2 separate regions of the Homo sapiens genome follow, and region 1 is linked to region 2. A link is a loop called in an ENCODE intact Hi-C map of the cell type or tissue named here. Cell type or tissue: MCF 10A. All regions are shown on one strand. Links, peaks and the distances in the headings refer to the core of each region. The heading gives the core; the rest is flanking DNA.

Region 1 (5,000 bases), core at 1-5,000, 290 kb before region 2:
CTTCACGTTCTTAGCCCAAGGTCTTATTTTCTTTCTGTATAACTTCCTTTGGTCTAACTGAAGTCCGTCTCATTGCAGATGAAGGTCGTGCCCTCTAAATGTTGACTTTTGTGGAGAATGAAATATAATTGCCCTCCCTCCTTAGGGTGGAAGCTCTGCCTATTCTTCATATGAAAGTCTTGGGATTCAAGTGCTTCAGAAACCCTGGATCTATCATTGCCTCCAACTCACCCTCTTGAATGCATTACTGGCCTGTGCAAATGCAACTATTTGATTAGTGCTTGAGTGGTGAGAGGCCCCTTCCCTTCTCAACACCCTATTATATGCTCCAAGGCCACCCACATGCTCCGCTGCTTTGCATTTGCCCTGCAATCTTTCATGCCAGTTGACTTTTCATCTCCAAATCCCTTTTCACATTAAACACAAACCCACACACTCTGTCCCATTTTCCTTTGAAATAAATCATAAGCCCATGCCAGAAACGACTCAGGGTGTTCTCTGGAATTTGTAAACAGCATTAAAGTCTTGTGGGAAATGTCACAGAGTGTTGGTCTGAATTTATTAAGTAATTTCTCAGCTTAAAATATATCTTTCCAGGCTGCTGTCTGACAACATTTACCTCTAATGGAATTTTATCCACTCTTGATCACTAAACTAAGCACACTTCTATCCCAGAGTGCAGATTCCTGAGCTCTTCCTGTTCGGCTCTCAGTTAGGTAGGTTTCAGACACACTAGCCGTGCCCCTGCCTTTCAAAACCACTTGGAGCTGTAAGTGCCCAGCTATTCTCTATATCCGAGGGTGCCAGCACACCATTACACCACATGTACATGGATGCCACTGAACTTACAAACATGTTAATAACATCCACATTCAGCACTCGCCAGAGGCGGAACCAGGAAATGTCTCAGAGAAGGTTCTTTCTTCCTGCCAAATCTCCATCAGCTCCCAAGCTACCCCAAATAAACATACTTTTTAAAACAAAACCATAGTTGACTGTACAAAGTAACTACAAGACCAGTTCCGTTGCCTGCCTCCTCTTTTCTCAACCAGTTGTCATCTGTTAAGCCCCTCCTTTGGAGAAATGTTGGCACTGTCCTTGGGTCATTTTGAATTCTAGTTTCAATCAGTCAATTAAACAACACATCTATAAAGAGCAGCTGTTTTGTACAAAGTTGAAATTAAGTGAGGGAATGAAGAGGCTGTCAGCTTATGTCTTTCCCAGATCCATCCTCTTTCTGTGGCCTCGGGCCTCGTTGGTTCCAGGACTCATCCTAACCAGGGCAAGAAGCCGTTTCAGCAACACAAGCCCAGCACTTGTTGGGGCCTGGCATGGGTCATAATACTCTAAGCCCAGAGTCCAGGTTAATTAACCCCAGGCCTTGTTACAACTCTGAATGTCAGTGTCCCCTACCCTGTAATACACAGAAGATAGTATAACACACTGGTCAAAAAATCTTCATCGTGGAATCAGACGGGGTTGGAATCCAAGTTCTGCTACTTACTAGCTGTGTGGCCTTGGAAAGGTTGCTTAACTACTCTCTGCTTCAGTTTCCTTATCTCTATAATGATGATAATATTATGCCTGCTTCATAGGGTTATTTTGAGAAATAAAATTCTAGATGTAAAAATGCATAAAATAATGCCTAGATATTCTTAAATAATGAACCATTAATCATAATTAACAAAAAGTCATTATTACTTATCATTATTAAATGCTTGCTACCACTTTATTGTTTGGCTGGCAGTGTACCCTTAGCTTCTTGTCTTCTAATTAGACATACCAGTCCCTCTGTGTCTATAAACCATTTACTGCCTGGTGACTGGAGAGAGGCTCAGGAAGTGGCTGCCCAGGCTGGATATGCCCAACACTTGCCTCCAAATATGGCTCTTCTCCTGGTACTGCTTTGAGGATGCAAGAACACATTCAGCTCTCAAGAGGTTTGCATTTCTGGAACTGAAGGTAAAACTGCCCACCCTGCCTTCTTCCTGAAAGAGTGCCAGGAGTCCCCTCTTCGTGGCTAGGCCAAAAGCTCCCTAGTGGCAAGTGTAGAACCAGGGCAAAAGGAATATAAGGTCTTAGTGGAAAGTGAAACTGGTTTCAATAGCCAATCTTAGAATGGAAGTTTAAAGCAACAGTTCATCAGAATATTATAAAAGTGCCAAAAAAAAAAAAAACTAGTAAGAAACAAGAAATCTGAGACAAAATATAAGTGAATGAAAACCCATAAGGCCAGGTTAAGAAGCCAAGTATAGAACTGAAACTTTGAGAGTATTCCTATTAAAAATGTTGTCTTGTTCTGGAACATATGTTCTGTTTGAACATACCCGTTCTCTGTTCTAAGAATATACTGATGAAATAGATGGAAATCGCAGGTGCATGTGCTGGCAAATGTTTATTGGTGTTCCTTTTTATCTGGACTCAAGACAGTACCCAACCTTCTGTTTGACAACATCACCTCAAACATGTTACAATTAATTATACAACTTTTCTTCACATCACATTTTAATTTGGAAAGACGTGGGAGACATCTTTGTTTCTTAAGAAGATTTGCAAATTAATCTAAACTCACTGAAAATACATTTACAAACTCACAGTGGGTTAGTTATATGTATTCTAACCTCGTTCTCATTTTTCAACTTCAAAGGATGGTTTTCTAACTGTGTGTCTGAAGTCTAGAGGATATTTTGAGTCATTTGAGAGATGAAATAAACTATACATTTATTCGTTTACTTTATACTTTGGATTTTTAAATAAGCATAAAGAATATGACAATTTAAAATGTTTCTTCTATGTCTTAAACCCTGATTAAAGCAATGGAGTGAAAGAATGTTCCTACATGTCAAGACAAGCACTCAGGCAGTGGGCGGAAGGCAGGACTCTGTGCTGGGCATGTCAGTGAGCAAGCCTGACCTGGGAGTCCGCGTTAGGGCTATCAAATCCAACAGTTAATGAGTAAAACTACAGAAACAACAGAGAGCATGAGGACAGGTAAGAAGGTCAAATGCAAACTGGTCAGAGCTGAAAATAAACCTAGGATTAATTATAAGTGAATTAAACCTACCAGCTCAAATGAAGTAGCCAATTTTGCATTTGACATGTATATTTGTTAGTATCATTTTTATAGGTGTGTGTGCAAAGAGAACTTATTCTATTTGTACTTTGTCAACTTTCATAGGAGACTTCTTATTCTTTAAAAAAAAAACAGTATTTTAAAAATTCATGTGATATTTCTTGTCAGTAGGGTTGGTTTTGCAAGTCATACCCCTGGGAAGTTGTTTTCAAATCTTGATCTGCATCAGAATTACTGGGAGTCTCTGAGGCAGGAGGGCTGGGTGTCTGCATTTTGTACACATTTCTCAGTTGAGTCTAAGGACCAGTAACGCTTAAAAACCATTACCCTAGAAAACAGCTCTGTCTTCCTCTACAGCACGTGAGCTACATGACTAATTGCTACTTAGTGCTTTTATTCTCTCACTTCTCTCTTTCATTTCTACTTAGGAACTCATTAGAATATAAGGAAAGTCACCTGGTTATTAGGAAGAACCTCCTTGAGATGTTATCCCTACCTTCCAGTTACTTACCAGGAGAACCTAGTAGGAAGACAAAGCATAGACATGGAAGTTCATTACTAATATAAGCAACCTGGGATGGGGTAAGGGTGGGAATGTCCTGTTGGCACATATCTAGAAGTTTAGACAAGCAAAAGATAGGGGTACTGTGACTGGAGATGACTTTGTAATAAAAATGAGTCTTGGGAGTGCTAAAGGATGGGTAGGGTGTACAGAGACAAGTACTTGGAGGAGTGTTGCCGGGTGAGAGAAGGCTGCAACTTGAGGTTGCCGAGCAATTATCAGGGTTCCTCTTTGCTGTGATAATATGCTAATTAAAATTGTCTTCAGCTTCCACAGGCACTATCTAGTTAATGCTCAAAAGGGAGGAATTTTTAAAAAATGAGTCCATAAAATTTAGTACCAACTTAATTTTTATTCATTGTGAATCAATGCAGAAACCAAAATAGACCTAACACATCGTTGTTGAGTGTGTTTTGGAATCACGACACATTCTTGGCTGGAATCAGAAAGGTGTTAAAACTAAAGAGAAGGTCCCAGGTCTGCAATTCCACTTGTGCTTGCACTTCTGCCCTTGGCATCTTCTAATAGGAACATCTCCAGGAACAGGAAGTCAGCAAAACCCATTAATGGGTATACGGTAAAGCTGCAGGGCATATATACAGTACCACCCTGGACCTGGGTAACCAGGACCTCTGCCCTTGGCTCCACAGTTTAGAGACCCCTGTGGCCCACCCCTCTTCCCTCTTATCCCTTCCTCAAGGGTGATGAGTCCACAGGTGAAGAAACATGCCCTCCAAGAGCCTATGAACTCCCTTGTAGATGACACTCTGGGTACTTGGGACACTGGAATTCCCTGCCCTTCACAGGCCACTTCCACAGGTCCATATTTCCAAGGGCAGTCAGTGCCAAAAATATGCACACCCCTCATACCCACTTGTACAAACATAGCTTGGACAAGTGGGTAAAGGCCTTAAAGGATGGATGGGTGAGAGTTGAAGTCAGCAAGGGAAAGGGCTAGGAGATGGGGTGGAGGGACCTCAATTTCCACCCTTCCCTGGACCGTAGTAAAAATATTAAGGAGGTCACCAAAAATCCCAACCCCTTGGGATTTGTGACAGCCCCTTTCTATTTCCTGTCCAAAAGTCAAATATTAGGGGGCCATACCCTACATCCTATGTTTCCATGGGGAAAGGGGCATGCCACTTCATTCCCAGGGAAAGAACAGTAAAACTCTCTCCATCCTCTCTCCACTCCCTCTGGTTCTCCCCAAAGGAGAAGAAATGACCTATCTTATTGGCGAAGTTGGAGAAATGTTTGTGAATGCATAACTCAGCCCTTCCTGCATCTTATAAACCCTACCTGCCTGTAGCCATCACCTTTTCTCCTCCATGTGGGGATTAGGTCCATGCAGGGATTAGAGGGAGG
Region 2 (7,428 bases), core at 2,429-7,428:
CCTGTAATCCTAGCACTTTGGGAAGCCGAGGCAGACAGATCACCTGAGGTCGGGAGTTCAAGACCAGCCTGGCCAACATGGTGAAACCCATCTCTACTAAAAATACAAAAATTAGCTGGGTGCAGTGGTACATGCCTGTTATTTCAGCTACTTGGGAGGCTGAGGAAGGAGAATCACTTGAACCCAGGAGGCAGAGGTCGCAGTGAGCTGAGATTGCACCACTGCACTCTAGCCTGGGCTACAGAGACTTCGTCTCAAAAAAAAAAAAAAATGCTGGGTATGGTGGCTCACGCCTGTAATCCCAGAACTTTAGGAGGCCAAGGTGGGCAGATCATGAGGTCAAGAGATTGAGACCATCCTGGCCAATATGGTGAAACCCCATCTCTACTAAAAATACAAAATATTAGCCAGGCATGGTGGTGCATGCCTGTAGTCCCAGCTACTCGGGAGGCTGAGGCAGGAGAATCATTTGAACTTGGAAGGAGAGGTTGCAGTGAGCCGAGATCGCACCACTGCACTCCAGCCTGGCAACAGACAAGATTCTGTCTCTAACTAAATAAATAAATAAATTTGCGATTACTCGACACAAATAGAGGAACAGTCTACAATAAAAGTATGACAATGGAATATCCATCCATGAAGAGCTGAGACTTTGATGCCTTTTTAAGTATACTGAAAAAAATTTTTTTTCCTACTTTTCTCTCTTGGCAGAGATGGCTGTTTCTGTTCTCTCCTTTATTAGTCATAAGATTCCCTGATTTGCTGGGCGTATATATATATATACACTGAGAAAATGATGAAAATTTCTAGCCTTCCTTATAGCTAGTAATGGCCATATGAAACAGACCTGACCAGTAGGAAGTAAGGTGAAATAGTATGTAACATTTCTGAGAATAGTCCTTGGCTTCTGTGGGGTGGAGTAGAGGGAAGTAGTGACCTTACCCCGGATTTCTTTCCTTCCTACTGATTGGAATGTGGATATGATGGCTGAAGCAAGAGCAACAGTCTTACACGACAAAGTAAAAACTACATTTGGAGATGGCAGGCTAACAAAATAGAAGGGGTCTGGGTATCTGATGATTATTGTTTTCCATACTAGCCATGGACTAACTATATTAACATGAAAGACAAATTTCTGTGTCTTGGTCCATTTGGACTGCTATAACAAAATATCACAAACTGCGTAGATTATAAACAGTATAAATTTATTTTTAACAGTTCTGGAGGCTGGGAAGTCTATGACCAAGGTACCAACAAATTTGGTGTCTGGTGAGGGTCTGCTTTCTGGTTCACAGACGGCGCCTTCTCGTGGTGTCCTCCCACGGTAGAAGTGGCAAGCAGCTCTCTGGGGTCTCTCATAAGGGCATTCATCACATCCCTGAGGGCACTGCCCTCATGACCTGATCACCTCCCAAAGACCCTACCTCGTAACATCACATTGGTGATTAGAATTTTGGGGGAAACACAAACATGCACACCACAGCACTCTGCTGTTTTGAGTTTTCTATCTCCCAGAGCCAAACTCAATCTTAAATACACAGCTCTGAAAACACATTAGAAAAGTAGTCACCTGACAAATTCTGTCTGCTGGTTTCATTTTCTCTGTTCCTCGAAGGAGAACCTGGTTCTGAAATGCTGCTCTCTGTTCCTCCCATCAGTGGTTGCAAATGGCTTACAGATACTTGCTCAATAAAAGATGTGCCATGCTTATGGAAGTACCACCATTCAAATATCTATGACAAACAGAAAATATCCTGCACTTAGAATCGATCAGCAGATACATGAGCTCAAATTAAAACATTCTCTCAAGATGTCCTGTTCAATTCAGCATTTTAAATGCACTCTCCTTTCAAAAAGAAAAAAACATACAAACACAAGATTCACCAATAACATGTCACGTAAAAGTGAAATACATTTTTTATAGTTCCGTCATAAAATTTAGACAAGCTTAAGCAAAACTAGGCATATGTAATAAAGCATTAAAAACAGAAAGAAGCATTTTAATCTATAAGTAATTTAACTCTGTTAAGTTACATTGTCATTTTATTCTATCTGCAGCATAAACAGTTTTCAAATAATAAGCATAGTGGATGAACAGACTAGACTAGCATCAGCATGCCCATGTTTTAACTCCCAAATCAGTCATTTATTAGCTGTGTGCTGTGGGCAAGTCACTTAATCTCTTAATATCTCAGAGCCTCAGCTAAATGTGGTTAACAAGAATTATAAGAAAGTGCTTTCTGAAGCAAAAAGTACTACTCTGGTATTTGGCAAAATTATTAATAAAGGTTAAGGTCAAGTTGATTCCCATATTGAACCATTTAAAAATCAGGATATTCATTTCTTTCTATTTCCATGGTTTATCACTGATATAAAAAGAGAAACCAGGCCAGACACGGTGGTTCACGTCTGTAATTCCAGCACTTTGGGAGGCCAAGAAGTCCCAAAAGAGGGATCCTCAAGAAGAATCGCTTGAGCCCAAGAATTCTAGACCAGCCTGGACAAAACAGTGAGACCTCATCTCTACAGAAAAATATAAAAATAAAATATTAGCTGGGTGAGGTGGTGCATGCCTGCAGTTCCAGCTACTCAGGAAGTTGAAGTGGGAGGATCTCTTGAGCCCAAGGAGGTCAAGGCTGCAGTGAGCTGAGATTGCACCACTGCCCTCCAGCCTGGGCAATAGAGTGAGACCCTGTCTCAAAAAAAAAAAAAAAAAAAAAAAAAGTCACCTGACAGACTAGTCTTCTGCCAAATGTAGTGGATACATGTATTACTTTAAAGAATAAACAAAGCATATGCACAACTAAGAGATTTTAATCTTTTTATTTCCTTTTTTTAAAATGTTTTGAGATAGGATCCCACTGTCACCAGGCTGGAGTACAGTGGCATGATCACAGCTCACTGAAACCTTGACCTCCCTGGGCTCAGGTGATCATCCCACCTCAGCCTCCCGTGTAGCTAGGACTACAGGCATGTGCCACCATGCCCAGCTAATTTTTATGTTTTTTGTAGGGACAAGGTTTTGCCATGTTGCCCAGGCTGGTCTCAAATTCCTGGGCTTAAGCGCTCTGCCCTCCTTGGCCTCACAAAGTGCTAGGATTATGGGTGTAAGCTACCATGACCGGCCAGATTATAATATTTTTGAAAACTATTTTACTATGACCACAAACAGAACCCATCACAAAAAAATCAGCATTTTCAAATCTGTAGGAATGTTATTTTTTTGCTTCAGTAAATAACAGAACAAATATGCTACATAGGTGCCAAAAGTATAGTCATGTTGGGGCCCGCTGACTACATGCCACAACGTTTATAGGAAAGTGTGAGAAAATCATGGTGCAGCATTTTTTCTATCATGTCACTAATGTTTTATGCTCAGTCTAAAATGGTATCTCTTTCTGCTCACTCTTAAGTTAGCAAGAATTACCACCAAATGAGGCCATGGTTTGACTTCTACCATATATTTTACTAAGAAGTGAGATAAAACTTCTTTACACAAGCAGAAACTGTTCATGTGACAGAAAAGGTTTATATTGAATAAATCTTGGCTAAGAAAATTGGATAGGGCCAGGCACGGTGGCTCATGCCTATAATCCCAACACTTTGGGAGGCTGAGGTGGGAGGATCACTTGAGGCTGGGAATTTGAGATTAACCTGGACAACATAGTGAGACCCCATCTCTACAAAACATAAAAAAAATGAGCCAGGTGTGAGGGTGTGTGCCTGTAGTCCCAGCTACTTTGGAGGCTGAGGTGGGAGGATTGCTTGAGTTCAGCAGGTCAAGGCTGCTGTGAGCTGTGATTGTACCACTTCACTCCAGCCTGGGTGACAGAGTAAAACACTGTTTCGAAAAAAAAAAAGAGAAGATAAGTACCATCAAGGGCAACAACAACACACTTCCCTTCACCATACAAAGTGCAGGTGGGTTTTCTAATGAATGAGTATGAAGTTAGGGGCTTTTTTCAACTTTTGAGTCAACTTTTTAACACAAATGAACAATGGTAATAATAACTGCAAATACTTATCAAAAGCTTTCTATGAGCCACACATTATGCCAATCCTTGACATGCATTATGTCATTTAATTTTTATAACAACTGATTTTAGAGATGAGGACACACATTCCAAATTTAAATAACAGTTCACATCACTGGTAACTGGCAGAGCTGGGATTCTTATTCAGGTTTGCCTGACTTCGGAGCTTCCAACCATTACACCAGACTGATTCATAAATATATCTCTTTATACATGTATATGTGATTATATGTATATACAAGTTTGTTAAATCCAGGTGGTAAAAGAAATTATAAACACAACAACCTTTGCTAATAAAAACCCATCAACATTGCAAGGGTAATAATACAGTTTAACCTTTAAAATGTTACTTGAATTTCCTAATTTGTGTATATTTAAAATGCGGTTTTATAAAGAGTAACAAAAGGTTTTTTTGGGTTTTTGTTGTTGTTGTTTTGTTGTTGAGACAAGGTCCACTCTGTTGCCCGGGCTGGAGTGCAGTAGCATGATCACAGCTCACCACAGCCACGATTTCCTGGGCTCAAGCAATCCTCCCACCTCAGTCTCTGAAGTAGCTGGGACTACAGGAATGCGCCACCACAACGCGCTAAATTTTTAAAATTTTATACAGAGACCAGATCTTGTTCATTTGTCCAGGCTGCTCTTGAACTCCTGGCCACAAGCAATCCTCCTGCCTCAGCCTCCCACAGTGTTGGCAGTACAGACACGAGACACCACACCTGGCCACAAAAAGTTTTTTACAAGGTTTTAGACATCATATATATAAGTTATCCCCCTCTTATAAATGAGGAAATTATAGCTTAGACAGTTTATGTAGCTTGCCCAAAATTATCAGCTAGTAAGTGGCAGAGTTAAGATTCAAAATTTTATCTTCTGGTTCCCAAACCAGAGCTTTTTCCACTATATCAGCTGCTTAATATTGATAGTTTCTTTAAAACAAACAAACAAAAACCATATTAAATAGAGACAGGGTCTTGTTGTTGCCCAGGCTGGTCTCAAACTTCTGGCATTAAGGGATTCTCCCACTCCATCCTCCCAAAGTGTTGGGATTACAGGTGTAAGCCACCGTGCCTGGCTTAAAGACAGTTTATCGTCTTTACTTAGACTTTTGTATGCTATGGACTAAACATGCTAAAATATGCTTATGTTAAATTATGAGGCTTATATTAACATGTAGTTTTAATCCTGAATTCCTCAATAGCTTCTATTTTTTTTAGCCAAGAGAAAAATCTCGTTCTTGTTTGGCATTTCACTTTAACAAAATGGTCTGTATTTAGTCCCTATTTAAAAAAATAGATCCAATACAAATGCTATTTCTACTACAGCTGGAGAGCACCACCTAGAGATAAAAAAAAGAACAGGCTGGGCATGGTGGTTCACGCCTGGAACCTTAGCACTTTGGGAGGCCGAGGAGAATGGATCGTTTATGCCCAAGCGTCTGAGACTACCCTGAACAACACAGTGAGACTCTGTCTCTACAAAAAATAAATAAAAATTTAAAGGGAAGAGAAAAATTTATTGGCTATGCATGGCATAAAACTTCTTAAGATTTTTATCTGCAGCAGTATTGTTCCAAAGTGTACACTAGTAAACATGACATCCTAGGGATGTTAACGTGAATTATAAAAAATATTTTATTTTTTTTAAATTAAAAATATCTTCTTCAAGGAAAAGTTGAATTAAAGTTAAACAGTTTTGTTGTTTTTGTTTTTTGAAACAGAGTCTTGCTCTGTCACTCAGGTTAGAGTGCAGTGGCACCATCTTGGCTCACTGTAACCTCTCCCTCCAGGGTTCAAGTGATCCTCCCACCTTGGCCTCTCCAGTAGCTGGGACTATAGGTGCGCCACACACGCCTAATTTTTGTATTTTTTTGAAGAGACAGGGTTTTTCCATGTTTCCCAGGCTGGTCTCGAACTCTATCACCCCACCTCGGTCTCCCAAAGTGCTAGGATTACAGGTATGAACCACTGTATCAGGCCAAACAGGTTTCTTAATTGTGAGAATTCTCAGAATAATGGCCAAAATTCATTAAGTGTACATTCTGAACCAGCTATCATGTTATAAACTTACAACATTATCTGATTTACTCTTCATAATCCTATAAAGTTCATGCTATTAACTGCCAGTTAACAGATGAGGAAACTGGGGCTTGAAAAAACTGTAAGTTGAATTCATGACACATAAATTTTAGTCTTCCCAATGTTGCCAATATTAAAATGCTGTAGTCAGACATGGTGGCACATGCCTGTAATCCCAGCTACTAGGGAGGCTGAGACGGGAGGATGGCTTGAGCCCAGGAGTTAAGGCCACAGTGTGCTATAATGGTGCCTGTGAATATCGACTGTACTCTGGCCTGGGCAACGTAGTGAGACTCCATCTCAATTTTTTTTTAATGGGCAAATTTTATATAAAAACTGTATGTCCAGGTTCTACTTATTTATTCATTCATTTTTGAGAAAGGGTTTCTCTCTGTCGCCCAGGCTGGAGTGCAGTGGCAAGATCTTGGTTCACTGTAACCTCCACCTCCCAAGTTCAAGAGATTCTTATGCCTCAGCCTTCCGAGTAGCTGGGACTACAGGCACATACCACCATACCCAGTTATTTTTTGTATTTTAGTAGACGGAGTTTCATCATGTTGGCCAGGCTGTTCTTGAACTCCTGGCCTCAAGTGATCTGCCTGCTTCAGGCTCCCAAAGTGCTGGGATTATAGGTGTTAGCCACCACGTCCGGCCTGTCTGGGTTCTCTTTAAATCATTTGAAAAATTGAAAAACCTGGTAATACTAGTTCCAAGTCTATATGGCAACAATTAGCTTTAGCCTCTTTTAGAAGGGGCATGCACTGTCCAGGCTACCCAGTCCTCAAAGAAATAAGAATTTAATTATTAAACTCTATCCATTTCACTCATTTTTGTTACCAACTTGGGCTCTGCAGGCATTTAATTTCCAACACACCCCAAGCCCTCCCTGACTACAGTTTACAATAAGCCTTTAATATGTAAATAAATACTGTCAATCTCTTAAAAGTAGATTGGGAGATGCAGTGTTCCCCAAACTTGTTTGAATAGGTAACTCTTTTCAAATGCTGAATACATTTTGGAAATGCTAATCCATAGGTAATAATAATTTATAATTATTATAACCATATAAAGGATCTTTAGGCCAGGGCGGTGCCTCACGCCTGTAATCCCAGCACTTTGGGAGGACAAGGCAGGCGGATCACCTGAGGTCAGGAGTTGGAGACCAGCCTGACCAATATGGTGAAATGCCATCTCTACTAAAAATACAAAAATTATCCGGGCATGGTGGCCGGCACCTGTAATCCCAGCTACTCGGGAGGCTGAGACAGAAGAATTGCTGGAACCTGGAAGGCGGAAGTTGCAGTGAGCCGAGATCA

The links. Hi-C counts contacts between places; a loop is a spot of excess contacts. Peaks named below come from ENCODE experiments on the same cell type or tissue, not always from the same donor. Only the 100,000 strongest peaks of a DNase experiment are listed, where the experiment ranks them.
Region 1: it touches region 2 in a loop (9-fold over the local background); 1 of 110 quality-filtered maps calls a loop at or near these places.

What each region holds. Positions count from the first base shown.
Region 1 is chr1:112,316,958-112,321,957 of GRCh38, forward strand. All of the region lies in intron 1 of LINC02884 (long intergenic non-protein coding RNA 2884), which reads right to left. Among named protein-coding and RNA genes, the nearest start is that of LINC02884, 41 kb to the right of the region's middle. RefSeq lists an enhancer at 2,285-3,484. In MCF 10A, for the core only: no CTCF peak of the experiment used is centred there; a DNase peak (open chromatin) is centred at 2,884.
Region 2 is chr1:112,609,271-112,616,698 of GRCh38, forward strand. ST7L (suppression of tumorigenicity 7 like) reads right to left here. Exons shown (of 15, transcript NM_017744.5): 3 at 1,571-1,733. Among named protein-coding and RNA genes, the nearest start is that of ST7L, 6.2 kb to the right of the region's middle. In MCF 10A, for the core only: a CTCF peak has its summit at 5,372; no DNase peak of the experiment used is centred there.